2 separate regions of the Homo sapiens genome follow, and region 2 is linked to region 1. Evidence: chromatin loops called from intact Hi-C (ENCODE). Cell type or tissue: pancreas. All regions are shown on one strand. Links, peaks and the distances in the headings refer to the core of each region. The heading gives the core; the rest is flanking DNA. Region 1 has its middle 27 kb from the start of MACF1. Region 2 has its middle 87 kb from the start of MACF1.

What was found. A loop is a pair of places that touch in the nucleus more often than their neighbours do. Peaks named below come from ENCODE experiments on the same cell type or tissue, not always from the same donor. Only the 100,000 strongest peaks of a DNase experiment are listed, where the experiment ranks them.
Region 2: a loop joins it to region 1, with 3 times the contacts of the local background. A loop is called at or near these places in 31 of 110 quality-filtered maps.

What each region holds. Positions count from the first base shown.
Region 1 is chr1:39,175,230-39,180,604 of GRCh38, reverse strand. It overlaps a transcript of MACF1 not described here. Among named protein-coding and RNA genes, the nearest start is that of MACF1, 27 kb to the left of the region's middle. In pancreas, for the core only: no CTCF peak of the experiment used is centred there; no DNase peak of the experiment used is centred there; H3K27ac peaks cover 2,743 bases.
Region 2 is chr1:39,114,670-39,120,044 of GRCh38, reverse strand. It overlaps a transcript of MACF1 not described here. Among named protein-coding and RNA genes, the nearest start is that of MACF1, 87 kb to the left of the region's middle. In pancreas, for the core only: no CTCF peak of the experiment used is centred there; no DNase peak of the experiment used is centred there; H3K27ac peaks cover 3,632 bases.

The DNA of each region.
Region 1 (5,375 bases), core at 83-5,082:
TCGCTCTGTTGCCCAGGCTGGAGTCTAGTGGCGCAATCTCGGCTCACTGAAACCTCTGCCTCCCAGATTCAAGCGATTCTCCTGTCTCAGCCTCCCCGGTAGCTGGAATTACAGGCATGAGCCACCACGCCCTGCTAATTTTTGTATTTTTAGTAGAGATGGGGTTTCACCATGTTGGCCAGGCTGGCCTTGAACTCCTGACCCCAAGTGATCCACCTGCCTCAGCCTCCCAAAGTGCTGGGATTACAGATACGAGCCACCATGCCTGGCCTATATCTCCTTTTATATCAATTGGCCACAACTCATCCCTAAGAAAAATAAATCTTTGCATTAGTACCAGAGTAGGGAACCAGAAATTTTATTAAAAATAGGCTTGTATCTTGCAATCTGGTTGAAAGAGGAAAAGCCATCATAATAAGTCTTCATCCTGCATTTATATAACAAATACTTTTTACTTAAATTTGTTTATTTAGAGCAGCTTTGAGGAGGGTGATGGAGATTATGGGGGTCTAAAAGCCCTCCAAGCTCCTTACTAGACTGTAATAAAAGCAAAGGAGAGCATAACTTCATTTTTTTAAAATTTCATTTTTGAAACAGAGTCTTGCTCTGTCACCCAAGCAGAAGTGCAGTGGTGTGATCTCAGCTCACTGTAACCTCCACCTCCCAGGTTCAAGTGATTCTCCTGCCTCAGCCTCGTGAGTAGCTGGGATTACAAGTGTGTGCCACCACACCTGGCTAATTTTTGTATTTTTAGTAGAGACGGGGTTTCACCATGTTGGCCAGGCTGGTCTCGAACTCCTGACCTCAAGTGATCCACCTGCCTCGGCCTCCCAAAGGGCTGGGATTACAGACATGAGCCACCGCGCCTGGCAGCATAACTTTAAACTATAATATATAAACTATACAATTAGCACTGGGAAAAACAGGCAAAAGGCTAACCGAGACAGTCTAAATTCTACCATCAACTCTGACCTCTTTGATCACACATAATTGAATGCCTACTGTGTGTGTGTCAGGCAATGCTCTTTACATATATAACTCTAATCCTCTCTAATTCCTATTCTTTCAGGTAGAAATTATCACCTCCATTTTACAGAACAGGAAACTAAGACTTACAGAGATTAAGTAATTTGTCCAAGATCACATAGCTAATAAGTAGCAGAGCTGGAATTCAAACCCAGGCCTCTTCAATTGCCTATCTAGTGCTTTTTCCACTAGTTCAATGGCATTCCAGTATCCTGACTCTCCCATGTATGGTTCATCCCAAAGACTTCCAGAAACAGAAGATGCAGAAGGGCAGCTAAGTCCCACCCCAACTCTGTTCTGAGTGGAGCAAGTTTTCCTAGAGCAACACGGGGTCTGGGGAAAGAAAGGAAGGGGTGGAATATGAGCAAAGACAAAGATGGACATCAGAAAATAAGTGTGTGGGGGAGTTCACCTTGCAGCTAAAAATGAAATTGAATAAGGGCAGGCAGCCCTGGCTAAGATAAGATGACTTCAGTCAAAACTGCAAACAAACCCTTTTCCTGATGACATCCATTTCTCCCCTGTAAACAGAAGTTAAAATATCACTTAATCACTGTTTAATCATTCTCCATAAGTTCACTGCAATTTAACTCCTTATGTTCTGACTGCCTCCAGCATGCTCCTAGACAATCCAGGAAAGGAACTAAAGAGACCATCAAGAGGCGGCTAAGGCTGACAATAAAGCAGAAAGAAACTTTCAATACGCATTAAGTCTCCAAAACCATTTTACCAGTTAGAAATTTTTTATATTATGATCACAAGCCACCTGATCTCTTGGCTTTCCAATCTGACACCTGATTCATGCCATAGCCATGCCTCATGAAGGAATTCCAGGAGTGAGACACCAGACCAGAATTTCACTCCTGAGGGTCAGGACTTTAGGACTGCTGGAATGTGCCCAGTAAAGACGTGGGGGTGTCTGGGCAGCTGAAAGCCTCCACACGGGAATTCAGTAAGGACAACTGCTGAACCCTGGGTTATGGATTTAAAAATAAACCTCAGTGACCCGCATGCCTTAAGAATCATTTGGGAAAGAACGTTGCTGAATCCAGCAACTATGTGCCCCACTGGGGTGAACTACAGAGAGGGAAAAAGAGAAAAATGCTTTTACTACCCCTTTCAAGGAGTATGATAGGACAAAAAGACAAAGGAAATCCAAAATTGGCTTCCCCAAGAGCAAAGACTTACAAACTACCTGTATTTCTATATTTCTTATATTTTAAGGTTTCAGGAAAGGTGTTAGTACATGTGCACTGTCTGTGAGGTACTAAGATTATGTTCAGTACATAAACGAATGAAAACCACCATGGCACATGTATACCTATGTAACAAACCTGCACATTCTGCACATGTATCCCAGAACTTAAAGTAAAATTTAACCAAAAAAAAAAAAAAAAGAATGTTGAAAAGGAAAATTACAATGTAAGGTAGCACACTGGCTGACCTTTATGGGCTTACTGAGGACACAAATATAACCTCATACTCCTCTCCTGGAATTTGTAAGGAGAAGACAATGGGGAATAAAGATTTCCCTGACAGCCTAAAGATTTCCCTGACAGCCCAGATTCTGCGGAAATCCCCCTCTCGGTGATCCCATTTCTCAACTTGATTGAAATAACTACCACCCAGATTCCTGGAAATTGCCATTTTACTTATTCAATGGGGAGTTTTATTGCCATGGCAGTGCAGCTTTCATAGCTACAGGATTTCAGCATTATGCTCACCCAAATGATTCTTAAAACTTAAGAGTCACTGAGAAAGGCCTAAGGGCACTTCAGAAAGCAATGGCTTTCCCATTCACCACAGCTTCTGGTATAGATGGCAAAGGAAATAGTGCCCGGAGCAAAACTGAGATGTTTCCCAGTTACCTCTTGGAGCTGACTCTCTGAAAGATGGTTATATTATCAATGCCAATCAGAAACTAGGCATGGAGATTACAGTCCTACCTTCCTCTATGAACACAAATACGCCTGCCCCCACCATCATCCCTCTCTCCATTAGCAATAACATTTACGAATGATATGTGGAGTGGCTCCTGGACCCCTCTCTGATGTTCCCTTTTTGCACAGCAAAATGATGACAGCCAGGGACTGATGATGCAGTTATTTGTACATTAGGCATCAATCTGGAAAACTCCTTCTATAGAAACAGTAGTTAGGCCGGGAAAGGTGGCTCACGCCTGTAATGCCAGCACTTTGGGAGGCCGAGGCGGGTGGATCACATGAGGTCAGGAGTTTGAAACCGGCCTGACCAACACGGAGAAACTCCGTCTCTACTAAAAATACAAAATTAGCTGGGCGTGGTGGCACATGCTACTCAGGAGGCTGAGGCAGGAGAATCGCTTGAACCTGGGAGGCGGGGGTTGTGGCGAACCAAGATTGCGCCATTGCACTCCAGCCTGGGCAACAAGAGCGAAACTAGGTCTCAAAAATAAATAAATAAAAATCTCCTTTTCTCAAACCTCTAGTCTGATGACAGCGATTCTCAGTCCTTAGGCCCCAACGTAGCTCTAAGATCTCTAGACTATCTCAAGAGATACTACATAATTCTCAAATATATCTTTGAAACCGGACTAATTTTAACCCTCTTAAAGCTTATATTACTTAGCATTTTTGTTAAAGGAAGGAACTGTAATAAAATTAAACAAAAGAAAAAAAGTCACAATTCAAGGATCTTACTAAAGATTACTCCTAGCCAAGGCTTCAACAGCAAGCAATGTGATTTGGAGGAAAGGCATTCAACTGTACATCAGAACCCTGGGTCATGGTTTAAGCTTGTCAATAACTAGTTATATCACTTGGCCCAAGTATCCTTTGACTTCTCCAGGTGGGCTCAGTTCCTCATCTATCTTTTCATGACACTATGAATTTGGGATTGATCTAAAAACCTATTGATCTAAAAACCTGACTATTAAACATCTAGAGATAGAACCAGTGATGCTTAGTAAGTATAACAAGAATTCATATCTAGCTCCCCAAGCATAAGCAGAAATTTTCTACAGAAAAATGACTAAAATGGGGGGAAAAAGAAGGAAAGAGCCTCATATGCAAGGTATAAGAATCAAAAGTTAGAGGACCTAAAAGGAGGAGAGTGGAAGCTATGATTACAGAATTTAAACGAAGAGGACTATTAGAAGTCTTCCCTTCCTACTCTCAATTCTCCTTTAAATAATTTTGAATAACGAAAATGACTAAGAAATGGGACAAGCTAACACACAAATAAGCATTCTGGGTAAGAGAAGAATTGTTGTGTGCTATAAAATGGATTTAGAAGAAGAAAGTGAGAATTTTTTTTTTTTTTGGAGACAGAGTCTCACTCTGCCACTCAGACTGGAGTGCAGAGGTGTGATCTCGGCTCACTGCAACCTGGGTCTCCCGGGTTCAAGTGATTCTCCTGCACTAGCCTCCCTCCTGAGTAGCTGGGATTACAGGCGCCTGCCACCACACCTGGCTTTTTTTTTTTTTTTTTTGAGAAGGAGTCTCGCTCTGTCGCCCAGGCTGGAGTACAGTGGCGCAATCTCAGCTCACTGCAAGCTCCGCCTCCCGGGTTCATGACATTCTCCTGCCTCAGCCTCCCGAGTAGCTGGGACTACAGGTGCCCGTCACCACACCTGGCTAATTTTTTTTTTTTTTTTTTTGTATTTTTAGTAGAGACAGGGTTTCACCATGTTAGCCAGGATGGTCTTGATCTCCTGACCTTGTGATCCACCCTCCTTGGCCTCCCAAAGTGCTGGGATTACAGGCGTGAGCCACTGCACCTGGCCACACCCGGCTAATTTTTGTATTTTTAGTAGAGAGAGGCTTTCACCACGTTGGCCAGGCTGGTTTCAAACTCCTGGCCTCAAGTGATTCGCCTGCCTCAGCCTCCCAAAGTGCTGGGATTATAGGTGTGAGCCACTGCCCCCGGCAGTGAGGATTTTTAAAAGGGAAGAAGAAATTAGAAAAACAGAAAGCAGAAAAGAAGGATAAAATACAATCACAACATACTTGCATTTAACTATGCAAACTTGACCAGGAAGAGAAAAATAAACAGTACAAAAGTTTGCTCACAATTCCACTCAATGAGGTTTTACACCAAAGTGAAGTTATTTACCAGGATGAACATGAGCATGAGATGAGAGGACTTGAATCTGAGACTTTAGCATGTCTAAGTCCGGTGTGCCTCTTCACATTGTGAGCATTCTGAATGCTGTACATGATTCTAGTTTTTGAGAATACTTATTTTTTCATATAAAATGTCTCCTAATTACAGGCCAACTATTTCATATGGTATTCCAACTTTGTTCTGGCATATACACAAAACCATGTTTATATACTTTAATTTCTGGGTCATTTGAGATATTTTCCATG
Region 2 (5,375 bases), core at 56-5,055, 61 kb after region 1:
AAGCGTGGTGCCGCATGTCTGTAATCCCAGCTACTCAGGAGGCTGAGGCAGTAGAATCGCTTGAACCTGGGAGGCAGAGGTTGCGGTGAGCCGAGATCATGCCATTGCACTTCTTTAGCCTGGGCAACAAGAGCAAAACTCTGTCTCAAAAAAAAAAAAAAAAAAAAAAAAAGAGGCTTTATTATATTCTGCACATTACAATTCTCCATCTGATAGCAACACTTTAAACTATGAAATGGACAGAATATATATTTAGTATACACAAAGCATTCAGTATTTAGAATTTCTCCACTGGATGGACGGGAAAAGCATTCACTAAAATCGGGAACATAGAAGAAGAGGCAGGTCCAGGAGCAGGGAGGGGGACAACAATGCCCCTTTTGGACATATCAAGTATGCAACATCTGTGGGACAACCACGTGGAAAGAAACATTGTGAAAGGTGCTGGAAGTTGCTGAAAACACTAAGAAATAAAACAACCAGCATCATTTGCAAAGTAGCTCAATTCATGAAGTGCATCATATGCATCTCATCAGACACAATCTAGACCTTCAAAGAGATCACAATACAGCTGGGAAGTTCAAACAAATACACACAAAAAGTAACAACAACAACAACAACAACAAACTAAGAAATGTTATAATGGAGTTTTGGCTTAAGGAATTACAAGAATTACAATTATAACACTTGTTTGTTTTTCTGGTTGTTTTTTTTTTTTTTTTTTTTTGAGACGGAGTTTCGCTCTTGTTGCCCAGGCTAGAGTGCAATGGTGCGATCTCGGCTCACCGCAACCTCCGCCTCCCGGGTTCAAGCGATTCTCCTGCCTCAGCCTCCCAAGTAGCTGGGATTACAGGCATGGGCCACCACGCCAGCTAATTTTGTATTTTTAGTACAGACGGGGTTTCTCCATGTTGGTCCCGCTGGTCTAGAACTCCTGATCTCAGGTGATCTGCCCGCCTTGGCCTCCCAAAGTGCTGGGATTACAGGTGTGAGCCACCGTGGCCTATAACACTTGTTATATTTAAAGACCACAATGAAATCACCATTTAGTTTTCCAATTTCTAGAACTTTTATTTATTTAACTTTCCATATCATCACAAGCTTATTTATTGAAGATATACATCTTTATAAGTCAGAAAATAAGAAAAAGAGGAGGAGGAGGAGGAGACAAAAGGATGCTGGAGTTTCGGCTCTGCTGTCAGACAATACATATAGGCAAGGCAAAGTGAAGTAACTAACGACAGCAACAAATACTATTTTCTGCGCTTATTAGCCCCCTTAATACTGCCCCCAAACCTATTTCCTCTTACCACAGCACCTGTGCTACAGCTACACAAGATATTTTGTCTTATGCCTTCACGACCACATACTCATGCCAAGGCCTAGACCATTCCTTCCAATGCCTCACTGCTTTCCAGGTACTTCCCACAGGATAATCAGAGAAAGGAGGCCTGAGAGATGGGCACCTAATGCTCCATCTATCTTTCTCTCCCACAGGGAAAGTAAAGAAAATTTCCAGCCCTTTGGCAGTTCCTCATTCTTCCTAATAAAGGCAGTGTTACATGAATACTGTTATTACACTTATTAACAATAAGAACAAGAATGAAAACAAGGATCCAGTCCTCTGAAAGGTATGAGGACCTCAAAGTACCCCACCTACTCTGGTCCCTGTTTTCCATTTGGGAAACTAACCAACAAAGGCTGGGACAAGTCCTACATTCTTCCCCTCTAGAGGTGACTCAGGCCAGGTCAGTTAGCTTCTTTCCCTACACTGACCCATGCTCAGGCTGCAGCTAGCTTTGGCTGCTGCTCTGTCTGTGGTGCTTGTGAGCACACGAATGTTTGTAGTAGGTCTGGAATAAATTTTCTCAAGTTACAAAGATAACTGTACCAGAAGAGCCAAGCCTTCCAGGCACTCTCCCTGCTGGAAACTGGAGCCTCCCATTTCAGTGACAGGTTACCACTAGAGAGCAAAGGTCCTGTTAGGATCCTGCCCCATATGTATAGATAATATGGCAAAAAGGTCCTGCATGACTAGAAAGGATATCAGAGAGAAATTACCTGGCATCAAAGGGCCACAGGTGGCAGCTCTCTGCCATCTTAGTTGGAGCTGAAGATGATCTGGTCTCTGTTAATCCTCTTCCTCACTGACTACATGTCTTTTTAGGATATCTTCTACTGTGAATATGATAGCTAAATGAGGAGCAATAATCCATTATTTGTTCAACCGCTTACACATTCTTTATTGTCTTTTGTCATTTGTAATGTGTATTATATACTGTAAATCCCTAGAGGACAGAGGGTTTATGAACTCTCAGTGTTATATACTATATTCTACATTCAAAGAGGCTCTTAACAGAGACATTTTTGCTGATGGTGATAACAATAGTAGAGGAAGTCTGTATACACAAAGGGGCATGCCCTGAAGTCAACCATTCATGGCAACAGGTGAAGCCACAGGCAAGGGACACCCAAGTACACACACACACACACACACACACACACACACACCTCTTGCAGGTTGAGAGACAAATTGCACTGGACAAGCCAAACCAGGGAGTGAAACAAGATCAAAGATTCTCCAAATTAGTGGAGACATACTTCCACTCCCCAGTGTGACTCATGGCAAGTTTATCTGATAAGAGTCCAGCTTCACAAAACAAGGAGCGCAAAACAAGGCACACTGTGGCGAACATGGCAATAAACAAACAAAGATGCGGAATGTGCCAATGGGAAAGAACTACATCAATTCTGAGCTGGCCCTAACACATTAGGAAATATCCTCTACACTGGAATAAAAGTGAAAAAAAACCAAGCAAGTAGAGGGCAAAGGGTAACTAATACTCTTTTTAGATATAAAGGTCAGATAAACTCTGAAGGACACTATCACATCTGAAAGGTGGTGGTTATATTGAACCTGTTAAGGTAAAGCAGGTAGGGCTCTGAGTCATGAGAACAAATCTATCTCCTTCATTGCCTGCCTGCCAAAATAAACAAGAAGGAGGCTGCATTTTCCACAACAGCCTCTCTGTCCAGTCTTGTAAACACCCAGGTCTTCACAAGCCTAGTACAAATTAACTACATAACCTTCATGGAAAGCAAAGCTCAACTGCCCTGGGGAGAGTAGTAAAGCTAACCTGTTAAGACTAATGAAGAAGCTAGGCCTGGAGTTCACTCATGGAGAGTGAGTGAATCCTCCACTATCCATGTCAGATAATGAGATGGGGATTAAAGACCACAAGTGAGGAAAGCCTCTCTCTATGTCAAGAGTCAAGATGTCCTGTCCAAAAGTCAAATTATCTCAACAAAAACTTAAGAATTAATTTCTGCATAGTATTTAGCTAAATGACAGGCAGGAATGCAAAAGTTACATATATGCTTCTTCCCAGAGGAGTAGACAATTTCACTGGGGAGCCAAAATACAAGCCAGCCAGAGAACAACAGTACAAACAATCAATAATCAAACTGATGCTACATTTTAAGACAAACTACAAGGACCCCATATTCTTCCGTCAAAACTATGCTGGAAAATTCTGATCCTAGATCAATCTACCTGTCTGCCTTGGAATCTATTACAATCAGGTTGTTGAGTGCTTCTAGGGCTAGAGGGAAAACACACACACATACACACACACACGTGCACACACACACACACACATACACACTCACCCCTTCTTTCCTTCCTCCTGACTCTCAGCAAATAACTTCACCTCCTACTTCATAGAGAGAGTATGAGCATCAGGAGAAATTCCCTCAAGTTCCTACACCTCTAACCAACCAACTTAATCACCTGCATTCTTATTTTTAACCCTCTGATCTTTCTAAAAGACACAACTTTTGACTCTAGAGCCCATGCTCCATCAATTTTTCTCCCCGTCTTTGAATTGTATTATATCTTCCTTCTCTACTGGCTCTTTCAAAACAGCACTTAAAATAAACATGCTCAAGTCTCTCCTGTGTTACAATACATAAACAAAACTCTCCCCACCCTTCTTCACCTGTCTTCCTCCTCTCTCTTCCTTCAAAGTCCAAGTTCCAAAGGTCACTGACTCCTCTTCTGCACTTTCCATTCACTTCCCACAACTCCACTGAAAATGTTCCAGTAGCAGTAACCTTTATTTTGGACATCTGTAGTCTTTGCCTTATTTGACCTCTGCATAATCTACAATGTGTGTCACACTCTCCTTGAAACTCACTTCTCTCCTGTTCCTCTTACCTTTCTGGCCACTCCCTTTCTGTGGACAATTTCCTTCAGGAGATCCTCTTTCTCTGCTTCTGACACCACTCTCCTGTTGGAGTTCCCCAGAGTTTTTGTCTCAATATACATACACTCCTAAAGCCAGCTCCTTCTCCCCTCCTATGGCTGTGGTTTGATAAGCTGATGACTCTCTCACCCTCTCACCTATCACTCTCCTAAGTTTCATGTTCATTACAACCAACTACCTCCTGGACATCTCTACCTAGCATCCCTCAGAAGCCTCGACCGCAATGTAACCTAAATTAAACTCAGTATCTTCTCGTGGACCATCACTGCCACCACTTCACAGAAAATAACCTTCCTCCTCTTATATTCTCTATTTTAGTTCATGACACGACCCACCCACACAAATACTCAAGCCAGAAACCTCCAAGTCATCCTAGGTTCTTCCCTCTCCCCCTCATATACCACATACAATTAGTCATCAAAACACATGGATGTTACCCCTTCACATTTCTTGATTTGCCTGCTTTATTACATTACTATTTTCACAACCTTAGTTTCACTCCCTGCCTAAATTCCTGTGACAGCTTCCTAACTTGTCTGCCACTAGTCTTTCCTCCTCGCCCCTACCTTCCTTGGCACTGCTGCCAGAGGAAAAGTACTCCTAAAATGTAAATCTAAGCATAGTCTTCCTTGCCTACTTTTATTCAATGGCTCCCAAAAGCCTTTAGGATAAAGTCCAAGCTCTATACAATATGACATACAAAGCCAGTCAACATTTTTGTCCTGCCCACTCTCCCTATCTCATCTCATCTCTCCTTCCCTCACATCCTATGCTCCAACCTTATCAATGCCCAATATTCCCCCTCTCAAGCTTGCTCATCCCCTTACTTCTGTTCATGCTGCCCAGAATGCTCTTTCCCCAAACTTTTTGCTCAGGGTCCCACATCCTTTAGGTAACAGTTCAGGTTTCACTTACTCTTGGATGCCTTCCTGGACACTTTCTCACTCTGGCTATACTGGGTACTCCTCTTCACTACCACAGCATCAGCATTTATCTATATGATAGCCCTCCCTACAATAGACAGTAACTGTCAGTTTGCCAATATGTTTCCTCCATTTAACAGTAAGATCATAGAGAGACAAGGACAATATCTTTGTCTTCTCAGCACAT